Regions from separate parts of the Mus musculus genome. Here region 2 is linked to region 1. A link is a contact called in ENCODE Hi-C or POLR2A ChIA-PET data. All regions are on one chromosome and are shown on one strand. The core of a region is the stretch at or near the end of the contact, and the rest is flanking DNA. Distances in the headings are between cores, read along the strand shown.

Evidence for each region. A loop is a pair of places that touch in the nucleus more often than their neighbours do. ChIA-PET counts read pairs that join two places held with the same protein, here RNA polymerase II (POLR2A).
Region 2: a map of T-helper 17 cell shows a loop between it and region 1 (2.1-fold over the local background). The contact joins two enhancer-like sites. A Hi-C loop is called at or near these places in 2 of 37 maps with a recorded cell type or tissue (T-helper 1 cell and T-helper 17 cell). POLR2A ChIA-PET finds 5 or more read pairs at or near these places in 1 of 5 experiments (Patski).

The regions. Positions count from the first base shown.
Region 1 is chr15:37,607,422-37,613,758 of GRCm38, reverse strand. It overlaps a transcript of Ncald not described here. Among named protein-coding and RNA genes, the nearest start is that of Gm24833, 7.1 kb to the right of the region's middle. Within about 2 kb of position 3,308, at least 1 of the 3 ENCODE cell types and tissues checked has a DNase peak (open chromatin) inside an H3K27ac peak, as active enhancers do.
Region 2 is chr15:37,642,665-37,648,870 of GRCm38, reverse strand. It overlaps Gm41304 (a long non-coding RNA gene), which reads right to left. Exons shown (of 3, transcript XR_003951635.1): 1 at 5,740-6,206; 2 at 4,712-4,863. It also overlaps a transcript of Ncald not described here. Among named protein-coding and RNA genes, the nearest start is that of Gm41304, 4.5 kb to the right of the region's middle. Within about 2 kb of position 4,129, at least 1 of the 3 ENCODE cell types and tissues checked has a DNase peak (open chromatin) inside an H3K27ac peak, as active enhancers do.

The DNA.
Region 1 (6,337 bases), core at 2,059-4,558:
AAAACAAGAGGCCTTTGCAGATGTCTATATGTAAGCCTGTAGAACTGTGCCATGCCTGAGGATATCTACTCTGTCCACGGTACTCATAGGATGCAGAATCGGAGCGACATGGGTAGGTTACACAATTAAAGAGCTCAGCGACCTGCTCTATTGTGGGCCACTGAGTCTGTGATGCAGTGCTCCCTGCCCTTGAGTCTGTTGAGCAGTGCTCCCAGCCATTGACTCTGTGGCTCGCTGCCTTTGATACTACTCTTTTCAAAGAGGAACTCTTCACTTGTAAGGATGCTTCTCCTCTCACGCCATCCCCACCTTGTAGGCACAGGGTTCTCACTTCCTTTTTTTCCCCTCCCGACACCCCGTGTTCTCCATTCCTCAGAATGGCTCCTCCTGTGCTTTGTATATTTTATTAGTCTAAGCTTGTGGCCTTGCAGGCTCTGCTCACTTCCATCTTCTTGAATGCCGAAGGCTATCAAATGACTATGGAGGGTTTACCTACATTTGTCTATATCCCTTTTTAATGTGCCAGACCAAATGACTGCTTGACCGGCCCCTTAATGTGACTCTGAGCATGAAGGACAGGAAGAGAGGACTAGGAAAATGGCCACTAAGTACAGATGGAGACAGATTCCAGGCAGCATTAAGGAGCCAGTGTTAAGAGTCATGTGAAGTAGGAAGCTATTGAAGGTTTTGACCAGAAAAGCAGACATAAGCTAAATACACAATAAATGACCATCCAGATGTGATCATGCCAAACCCCTGGTGTATTCACGAAAGGCAAGCCATTCCCAGGGCTGGGGTACAAAGGTGGCTGTGTCTATGAAGTCTGTTTGGCTGCTGAGCAACACCACATCTTATTTCCCTTTCTGTTCATTGAGAACAGAGTGTTTTTACCAAGCACTTCTCATAAGTAAAGCTCAGGGCTGAGCCTGGGTTTTTACAAATGTTTCTACGACAGAAGCCTCAGCCCAGTACTTCATATTGAAATTCCTGGTCCTTTACCAAGCTCTTCTTAGCTTGCTTTACTGTTTTCCCAGTGCTGGACACTGAGCCAGATCCTCATACATGCTGGACAGTGTTCTACCACTGAGCTATTTTTCTCAGTTCTTTATAACTTTTTAAAAATTACATCTGTGTGTGTGTGTGTGTAAGCACGCATGCTGTAGTGTATATGTGACAGCCAGAGAACAATTCAAAACCATTAGTTCTCTCCCCCAATATGTAGGTCCCAGGGACCAAACTCAGGTCATCAAGCTTGGCAGCAGGCATCCTCATCTGCTGAGCCATCCTGACGCCTCCTTTTCTCAGCCTTGAGAAGGCTATAGTGATTGTTTTATAGCCATGTTGTTTTACAAGTCACCGAGTGGCTGGCTCTACATTTCTCCAGATGGAGGTCAGCAATGCTTACAAAGATGGCTAGCATAAGGTCAGAATCCTTTAATTATTCTGTGCTGTGACCTGATACCTGATGAACAACTAGGAGAGCAGGGACATTAGAGAGAGGTCAGTTCATGGTAGTTCGGTTCTGGGTACCTGGACAAGATATCATGGAGTCAGAAACATGTGGTAGAGGAAATCACTTAATGACCAACAAGGAAGGGGTATGGACTGGGGGAAGAGAAGAGAGATAGACAAGAGAACTGGCAACACAATACAACCTTCTAAGGTAAGTTTCCAGTGACCTTCCTTCAACTAGGCCCTAGTTCCTTGATGGGAGTTTTTGCAAATGGGCTCAGCTCTTGATGAACTTAACTTGTGAAGTTAGGGTGCTGAACCAATGGTCACCCAATAAAAGCTGGTCACCCAAGACACATTCTAAGTTTGTTATCTCATGCTCAAGAAGAATAAGGGAAGATAAGGCAGAGTGAAGCTGGATTAGTTAAGGAAAAGTAAGAGAGGACTCTGGAGAGTGGGAGGGAAGACATGCCAGTGTGCTGCCCAGTGGTCTCTCAAGAGTCTCATGGTGGGAATGGGATGGGTACTGGGGTATCCTTATTGGACTTGTCATTTGTTAATGCATTATGGGTAAGCCAGTGAGAGGTCAACTGTCCTATAAATACTCCCTTGGCCCAGCTAGAGAGCTATTTCTTTGTTATTCATCCAGTCTGTGGCAGGTTGTCACATGTATTTTCTAACTGGTTTATGATACACCATGGGCCCTGCTCTTACTTCCTGGGGACAGTTAATGACTATCTCAATGCCAGGCAGAGACCAGGTGTCTAAACATGATTGGGAAGGACCTTTCATAACAAATAGTCCCAATAACCATCATCTATCACTTGACTTACATCCCAAAGACTTCATTGAGACTGTGGCAATCTCTTGCTTTCCACAGTGAGCATTAAATTGGGAAGAGTTGGCCACAGAGGTGGCCACATGAAGACTCATACCAGAAATGACTGTTGTTCATCTGGGACAGAGGAGTTAGGCAATACAGGATGACCTTCTGTCCCAACTACTCAGTTTGGAAGCAAAGTGTGCCTCTTTCAAATGTGAACGTGTGGTTGTCCCTACAGCAACATTATACATAGTGAGGACATTGCATCCAATCCAGTGGCAGAAGTCTTACTAAGAGAAAGTTGGGCTCCTTCCCAGGTACCCAGGATACACACCCACCCACATTCCTCCAAACATGCAGGAGACAGAAGGGAACTGTGGGAAGGAGAAGGTGTGGGTTAGGAAAGGAAGCATCCTGTGGCTGTCGGCCTCTAGCCAGCTCTGCAGGTGTAGTTGCCCACACAGGCAATCAACAAGCCACATAGAGGGCTCTATTCTAATCTGATCAAGTTCTTTGCTATGTTACCACCCTGGAGAGAATCAACTCAACGTACTTTTCAGTGCTATCCACCCCTACATCTGTCTGGTCACACTATTCATATCAAATCTCTCCCATCTATTCCCTTTGCCCTCTCTCCACCCATGCTGTGTTAGATATGGGGTTTGCCTATGTAGTCTTGTGCTGGAGGCTGATGAGACCTGCCTTGCATGAGCCCCAGGTCACTCGTGTGCTCTGCAGCTGTGCTCAGAGATGATGAGCAATGGGAAGCAGGCAGGTTCCGAGTTAGACATGTTTTTATTCATTGAGGGTTGTGCTGTATCTAATTGCCATTGCCCCCTTGGCTTTGCCTGGTGTTTGTAGCCAGGGAAACTAGGGAAGAGAAGGGAATGTGGTTCAGCAAGCCAGTGCATATGGAGAGGGTGTGTTGGAATCAGAAAGCATGGTCCATGGCTGGCGGAGAGGTGTTTTATAAGCCTGCTGGAGTTCCAGCTGGTCTAGGCTGAGGCAGAAGCCTAGGAAGATGTGAATTGTTAGCGACTTCATCTGATGGACTGGCAGCTCTGCATCTCTGACATTTACATTCTTCATATGGACAGGAATGTTCTCGCTTGCCTCAGAATGAGCAGCCATATGGGGCTTCCTCCGAGCTTCCACTTGCACTCCTGGCCAGCATCTTCCAGGGATAAACTTGGATCTGACACCCTGGCAGCAGGGTGCATTATGGGTGAGCCAGTGAGAAGTCAACTGCCCTATACATACATACATACATACATACATACATACATACATGCATACATACATTCAGCTAGAGAGGCATTTCTCCATTCTTCATCTAGTTTTGGGGAAGGGGGCTCTCACATGTTAGGTATAACTGGCTCATGATGTACCATGAGCCCTGTTCTTACTTCCTGGGGATGGTCTAAAGAGAAATGTCTTCTTTTTTAGATGGGATGACCAACTAAAGTTCTCTTCATGGCTAGAAATAAGTCTTTAAACACACTACCCACACCAGGTAACCCCTCTCCTCACTCCTGTACAGTCTACACTTTGCCAGCAGTTCCTGTGGCCTGACCTGGGGCTCCACACTCTGAACTTAAGGAGTTCTCATGCTTCCGTAGTTTGAGAGTTAGGACAAATAGCCATTGTAGAGACATTTGTCAAGGGAATGCAAGTCTGTGGGCTGAAATGACTTGTTTAGGACCATTAATTAATTGATTAATTAAACAGCAGGTGAGTGCTGGGCCCTGAGAAATTATCTGAGGCACTAGTTCCAGGAGGCTCCGGAGGCAGCCTCAAGAGCCTTTCAAACACAGATGCCACAAACCAAGCCGGGAAAAGTCAAAGCTGCCACTGATGGACATAGGAAGAAAGAGCCATGGCTCAGGCTTACACAGAGGCCAGGGTGGTATGGCTTTTCCACACGCCTATGGAGCAGGGCCTCTCCCCGTTCTTCTGTACTTGTAAGCTCCTTACTGCCTTGGCCTGAGACTGCTGAGCCCACTCGAGTCACCCTGTGTCTTAGTTAGGCTTTCTATGGCTGGGATGACCCATCATGACTAAGACAACTTGGGGAGGAAAGGGTTTATTCAGTTTATACTTTCATGTCACTGTTTATCACTGAAGGAAGTCAGGATAGGAACTCAAGCCAAGCAGGAGCTGATGCAGAGGCCATGGAGGGATGCTGCTTACTGGTTTGCTCATCATGGCTTGTTCAGCCTGCTTTCTTATAGAGCCCAGGACCACCAGCCCAGGAATGGCATCACTCACGATGAGCTGGATCCTCCCACATCAATCACTAATTAAGAAAATATCCCACAGGCTTGTCTACAGGCTGATCTTATGGAGGCATTTTCTTAATTGAGGTTTCATCCTCTCTGATGACTGTAGCTTGTGTCTGGTTGATGTAAAATTATCTAGCATGCTCTGTAAATATTTTTTCTCCAGGCCTTCTTTCTCAAAGCTTTAGGTACATGCAGAAGATTAAAATTCTCTCAGGTTTCTATCAATAACAATGATTCCGTTGGGGGGGGGGAGTAGGTGTCAACATGGGTTATAATCTTGTATTCTATTTTATTCCTTATATTTTAGCATAGAAATGTATACTGCAGAACACTATATTTATGATCTATTGCCACCTGTTCCCAATGTCAATAGCATATATTATTGTTTTCATTACAGCCACATTCTATTTCTAGGTCCATATTTTCAATCCTGCCAACCATGCTGTGGAACAAATCCCACAGAATTTCAGGGGCAGATGACAGCTACAGGTGCTTGCATCTGGCTTATGAGCCTGCACATTAGCTGTGCTTGGCTCCTGGCCATGGGCTCAGATCTGGTCTGCCTCGCAGACATTCATTCTTCTTGGGCTAGCAGGTGGCCAGGACATATTCTTCTCACAGCTATATCAGAAATTCAACACAGGAAGTGGATGGAAGTACAATATCTTTTATGCTGAAAGCTAAGACACTGCTCACTGTCACTTCTGCCCATGTCCCAGGAACCAAAGCAAGTCTCCCTGACAAAAAAAAAAAAAACAAAAAAAAACAAAAAAAAACAAAAAAAAAACAGTATTTCTGTGGAAGAGTCAAGCCACGGAGACACATATTAGGCTACTAGTTGAGCCACTACAGAATCCCATTGCAGAGCCAGAATCCTAGGCTGAGCCAGGTTTGGGGGGACGGGGCTATTGGTTGGTTGTCTAGCTGCCTGGGGAAAGAGCATCTGGTCCAGCAGACTCTCGGGATGAGACTCTCATCCCCTTTGCCTTTAGTTTCACTCTCAACCCTGATTTCAGGATACCTAGTCCTGCAAGCCCCCGAGCCATGTTCTGGTTACACAATGCAAGTCTGGTGGTTCTTCGCTCTCGCCCTCCCTCCTCCGACATTTTCAGGTTGGTTGAATCAGTTACCACTTGCCCATCTGCTTTCCAGCATCCAAAATTCATCGCTGTTGTTATCTCTTCTTTGTCCCTGTAGGTGCTTGCCTGTAATAAAATCCTTTTACTGTCATTTGTAGGCTTTGGGAGGAAAGTAAGCTAAATGCCCACTTTGAATGCATCATTGGGCCCACCTGGCTCTTTCTTGACACTGCAATGATCAGCAGCCATTCCCACACCAGCTACTCTAACTTTAATTGTGGCTGCACTGAGCCCCATGTTGCCTAGAGACAACCAAGTAGAGGAACTTTGATGAAGTGTCTGATATCATGGTGACTCATTTCTCAGTCTGGATTGTAGGAGCACAGCATCACTGCAGAACAACCCTGATGTCATGGTGACTCATTTCTCAGTCTGGATTGTAGGAGTACAGCATCACTGCAGAACAACCCTGATGTCATGGTGACTCATTTCTCAGTCTGGATTGTAGGAGCACAGCATCACTGCAGAGCAACCTCTTTGAATCAGTCGTGTGTACATAAACCCAGACTTGAAGACAGCATCTATCTCCTTGGCGTTCTGACGATATTATATTATATTATATTATATTATATTATATTATATTATATCTGAACCTGGGTCTTAAAACTTAGACTATGTACAGACAGATAGACAGAAAGACA
Region 2 (6,206 bases), core at 2,880-5,379, 34 kb before region 1:
TTTTTCTGCAAGTGACATCAGCCCCAGCCCTTTCATTGCAGGGGAGTTGATTCCCCTTCCACGTGGAAGGGCCCGAGGTGTCTGACTGAAGTGGATGACATCCTGAGTGAGGTAACACAATCACAAAGGAACTCACACAATATGTACTCACTGATAAGTGGATACTAGCCCAAAACCTAGGATACCCACGATATAAGATACAATTTCCTAAACACATGAAACTCAAGAAAAATGAAGACTGAAGTGTGGACACTATGCCCCTCCTTAGAAGTGGGAACAAAACACCCATGGAAGGAGTTACAGAAACAAAGTATGGAGCTGAGATGAAAGGATGGACCATGTAGAGACTGCCATATCCAGGGATCCACCCCATAATCAGCTTCCAAATGCTGACACCATTGCATACACTAGCAAGATTTTACTGAAAGGACCCAGATGTAGCTGTCTCTTGTGAGACTATGCCGGGGCCTAGCAAACACAGAAGTGGATGCTCACAGTCAGCTAATGGATGGATCACAGGGCTCCCAATGGAGGAGCTAGAGAAAGTACCCAAGGAGCTAAAGGGATCTGCAACCCTATAGGTGGAACAACATTATGAACTAACCAGTACCCCTGAGCTCTTGACTCTAGCTGCATATGTATCAAAAGATGGCCTAGTCGGCCATCACTGGAAAGAGAGGCCCATTGGACACGCAGACTTTGTGTGCCCCGGTACAGGGGAACGCCAGGGCCAAAGTGGGGGAGTGGGTGGGTAGGGGAGTGGGGGTGGGTGGGTAAGGGGGACTTTTGGTATAGCATTGGAAATGTAAATGAGCTAAATACCTAATAAAAAAAATGAAAAAAAAAAAAAAGATGTGTGCTGCAGGTCCTCTTGGTCAGTCCTCCGTTTCACCCCTTCTGGAGGGTCACCTTCTCCATCACCTCTCACTATGCATCTCCGGGCCATGGTTCTCATGGATCTGAGCCCAGTCCTGCTGGAAACCTTCAGCAGTTTGCTTGTGGCACAGAGTAAAGGCTTGACTGGCAGCCATGATGTAGTTCTCCAATGGGAGCCAACATATTTGCCTTCTGCACTGGACCCCTGTAAAGTACCACCTGTGCCTACAGCCAAGGCACAGCTGTGGCTCAGCAGTTTCCCCTCCCCAGCTCCTGCCCCACCTCCTGTCTTCATTTTCCCTGTGAGCTGATTTGTTAGGTTCAGCCGAGGTCCTGCAGACCTGGAAAGGGGTTCCGTGGTTTTGAATGTTTTTTCTCTGGCTTGGAGATGGAACAAGTCAATTGCTCAAGTGCCTCGTTAGTCCTGGCCCCCATGTGGAGTTGCCACAGCCTCCCTGCTCTGCCCTCAGCTCTGAGTCTCTCTGCTTCCAGCAGTCAAACCTTTGCCCAGAGCAGTGCAACTCCCTACCTTGAGTTAGGTCAAGAGCCACAGGAAATGAGTCTCTCCTTTCCAAGACCCTAGAACCCGCTGAATCCTCTGCAGCGGTTAGTTGGGCCAGGAAAATGGTCAGTTTCCAGAAGCCAGGTGAGCACGGGTCACTAAGTCCCCTCTAACTCAAGGGAATGGAATTTCCCTCATATGCGTTTACTACTTCCTCTGTCTTGTACAGCGTGAGCTACTACAGTCTGATTTGGCCAAGTGTCTTTCAGCATCCTGAGAAACAGCACACACAGACTCAGAAAGAAGAATGGATTGCATTTGTTGGTATGATGGGGAAAACAGAGAGAGGCTTCTTGCTTTCCTTTGTACCATTTGTAATCTGGTAGCACAGTCTCTCTGTAGAGCCCAAAATCCTTTTCTGATAGATTTTGTCTTTGGTTGCTGGTTTGGTGAAAGCTACAGAAACCCCATTTTTATCTTCTGCATTGTTTTAATTACTTGTTGAAATTTTATTCTTTAAAAAGAATGTGTGCTGGTGAAATGAGCATGCATGCACATGGGTGTGGGTGTTCCTACCCATGCATGTGGGTGTGGGTGCTCCTTCCCATGCACTTGGGTGTGGGTGATCCTTCCCATACATGTGGGTGCTCCTGACCATGCTCGTGGGTGTGGGTGCTCCTTCCTGTGTGTGGGTGCTCCTTCTCACGACATGGGTGTGAGTGCTCCTTCCTGTGCACTTGGGTGTGGGTGCTCCTTCCTACACATGTGGGTGCTCCTGCCCATGCATGTGGGTGTGAGTACTATTGCCCATGCATGTGGGTTTAGGTGCTCCTTCCTGTATGTGGGTGCTCCTTCCTGTGTATGGGTGCTCTTTTCCATGCACATGGGTGTGGGTGCTCCTTTCCATGCACATAGGTGTCGGTGCTCCTTCCCATACATGTGGGTGCTCCTGCCCATGCATGTGGGTGTGGAGGCCAGAGATTGATTGAGGGTGTATTCCTCTATCTCTCTCTACCTTATTTTTTATGACAGGGCCTCGTGCTGAAGCTTAAGTTTACTGATGGGCTATGCTGGCTGGCCAGTCAGCCCTGGGGTGGGGGGCACCTCTGCAAGCCTCCCATTGGCGCTGGGGTTGCAGATATGTACAGCGACAGCTGACTTTTACATGGGTGGTGGGAACTGAACTCCAGTCCTCAAGCTTGCATAGCAAGTACTTTACCCACTGAGCCCTCTCTCCAGACCCGTTTCTTACCATGTCTCATCCACTTGCTGACTTGTTGCACGTTGAAGGAGCATAGTGACGCTGTCTTTGTTCATCCCTCTGGCCTAGCACTGGGCATTTGGCAGAAGTGGCAGAGTGAAACAGACTCATTATTAACTCGGTTTTGGTACGACGAGGTGTGTTCCTCTATACTTTCTGGAGTAGGGTGACCATGAGCCCTTGTCAGGGTTTAACAAAAATGGAAAATCTTCCCCCGGTGCTGCTGGGAATGCTCCCTCTGGATCCCTATCAGACCCTGGTGTTGCTCACAACCAGTGGAGTCATCTGCCCATCCTTGCTCTTGGAATCTTCTGGAACGAGAAGCTGCCTTCTGCTATTCTTCCCCGGGTTTCACTCAGCTAGCATGTGTGTCTCTTTATACTTGCTGGGGACTAGGTCTCCAGCACTCGACAAATGGCTGTCCCTCCTGAATAACAGACTGTTTCTGTAACTCTTCAGAAGACAGAATATCCTGGACAAGGCTTTAGTGTCTTCAGTACAATTGTACATTCCTAGCCAGGCACGCCATTAGTGCCAGCACTCAGGAGGCAGAGGCAAGCATATTTCTGTGAGTTTGAAGCTAGCCTGGTCTACATAGTAAGTTCCAGGACAGCCAAAGATATATAGTAAGGCTCTGGCTCAAAACAAACAAACAAATAAATAAACAATTATATGTTTTTATGTACTTTATTTATTTTGCTAAGTACACTATTTTCTTTAAGAATCTTTCTCCCTACTCCTTCCCCCTGCTTTCTTCCTTTCCTGCTTCTCCTCCCCCACTTCCTCTCTTCAGCATTAATTTGCTGAACACATACTATGTAACTTGGTCCATACTCAGTGCTGGAGACACAATGACAAATGAGAGAAACAAGATGCCTGTCCCTGTCAGAATATGTTCATAAGTGATAACTAGAAACTTCTACTGCCTTCACCTCATACATCTTGACAGTAGTCACTATAGTATAGAGACAGACCTGGGAAGACACACTGTATAATGCATTTGTTCCCTGTGTGGTAACCTCTGTCAGGAACTTAATCTCTTATGGCTTCATTTTTCTCACCCATAAAATGGGAGAAATAATAGCATTTACTTTACAAGATTCACAGGAAGAACAATGAAATGTAATTCATGTTACAGCTCAGAGCCAAACCTGACTCAATAACTTCGGGAACTCAGAATGAGGACGGGGATAACAGCTGGCAGCCAGCAGAGCAGAGGCCTAGGTTGAGATGCACAAGCGCCTAATCTCTAAGAATCTGAAAAGGCAAAGGAGAGAGGGCGGGATTTTCTATCCTCACTTCCGGCTCTGGGTGCTGCACTTCACTTAGAGTCCTTACAGCCTCATCTGTAAATATTCAAAGTCTTCGAAGTACTGGGACTATGCTTAGTCACAGTACACCAAAATAGGATGAAAATTGTACCACACTCTGATGACAGCTGTATGTCCAGGAAAGAACAGTGGGAGGACTGAGTGTGTGCGTGCTCGCGTGTCGCCCTTTAATGGGTGCGACCAAGCATTCAAGTTGCTTTTCTCTCTTTCACAACAGGTTTATTGCTTGAAAACTGACTTAACTTTAAAATGAATTCTCCTAGCTGTCAAAGTACTAAGAACGCGTGTATGGCAAACAAGACAATTCCAACAAAGACGTCCTAAAAGACAGAAAATAGCCTCCCAAGTCTCTTAGATTCCTGTTCTGCATTTTAGCAGAGGGATCCAAACAGACTAGCATTGAATACCATATAAAAATAGTAGAGGGCAAAATAGAAAACAGAGACTCATTCTCCTACCGCAGCCACAGCGTTCTTCCTGCCTTCCTGCTAGCTGCTGCTGGGTGCTGTTTCATCTTACCCAGTCCACAGTTACATCTCTATTTCCTCTTCTGAATACCCTTTTCAACATTTTCACAGAATTTGGGACTTGGTGGTAGGGAATTTGAATGGCACCTGCAAGGGTGGGGCTCAATCCAGCACTTGAAACAAGGGGCCCAAAACACATACATCTGCTTCTGTTTAAGCGTAAATTTCCACGTTGAAAAGATTCAGAAAGGTCCATAGTGAAATGAGAAACTACCTTATAAACTGTTAGTTGCCCAGCAACCTCCGACAACCTCCCCATCGAGACTCCGCCTCTTACTTCCTCCTCCTTCTATTGGTCCTTTCCTCCTCCTTCTATTTGGTCACCAGGTCACTTGTCAGTGTTTCTTGGCATAGCACGGGACACAGCTGTAATTTAAGAAGAATTTTATAAATCCAAGCCTGCAGTGTGCCCAGGGCAGGAGAGAAGGTTGATCGTTGGCCTGCATTCTGTAGATCTTAAAGAGAGCTCAGTTTACATTGTTAAACAGTAGCCAGTATTTATTGAACAGTAAGCATCCTGTCAATGAAAGAAATCAATCCTTACGATGCCTACAATAAGTCAAACAAACTGAAAATCTTGTCTAAAAATCTACATGTAAGATTTATTTTATGTGTATTTGACTTTAAAATATATTTCCTTATGTATTTTTGGGGTGTCTGTGCTATATGTACTTAGTATAGGCATGTGTATGTGTGTAGATGTAGAGTTCATAAATTCTTTGATCACGCACCATCTTCTTTTCATTTTTTTTTTATGCAGTTTCTCACTGAACCTGCAGCTCATTGATTCAGCTAAGGTAGGCTGGTCAATAGATTTCAGGAATCTGCTTGTCTCCCCACACTCCCAGTCTCCAGAGCTGGGGTTAGAGGCACACACATCCACTTCAGGCTCCTTATGTGGATTCTGCCAATCCAAACCCAAGACCTTACATTTGTGTGACAGGCATTTTACCAACTCAGACATCTTCTCGGTCCTTTTTATTTATTGTTATTATTTGAAAAATTAATACAGGTATAGATTGTATGTGGAGCATGTCCCTCTACCCTGTTTCCACTGTGTGCCACTCGCTTTTCTCTTCTCTCTTGACAGTTTACACACACACACACACACACACACACACACACACACACACACACACATGCCCGTAAACACACACACACACACAGACAGACTTTGTTGATTACATATAATTTAGGAGCTACAAAAGAGAAAACACACTGCCTCTGTCTCCTGAGACTTACTTGCTGTGTTCAGTGATCTTTAGTCCCATCTGTTTTCCTGCAGAGAACATAGCCGACTTTGCTTTTCTTTTGTCCAGTGCATATCCTTTCCTCTCCAGCCTCTGCCGTTGGACACTGAGGTCGACTTCATAACGGATCTATTGTGAATACTGCATAGTAGGCGTTGATTTGCACTTAAGTCGACTCACACATCAAATGATACAACTACCATGGGCTTGAACTTCGGAGTTTTCTAAAATATGAACTGGTTTTAGATAAATTATCTTTTCATTTCAGTATGAGATGGAGAGTGGGCAGCTCTCCAAGACTGAAATCAGTGCAGGCAGAGTGGGCCATGGTGGAAGAGAGTCCCCATGTGCAGGTCTGTGCCAGTCAGGGTCCAGTGGGAGGTGGCAGGTTCCCTCAGCGTGGCCGTGTGAGGAGAATTTAACTGAGAGATGATTCGTGAAAGTGAGGGTGGGGCTCTT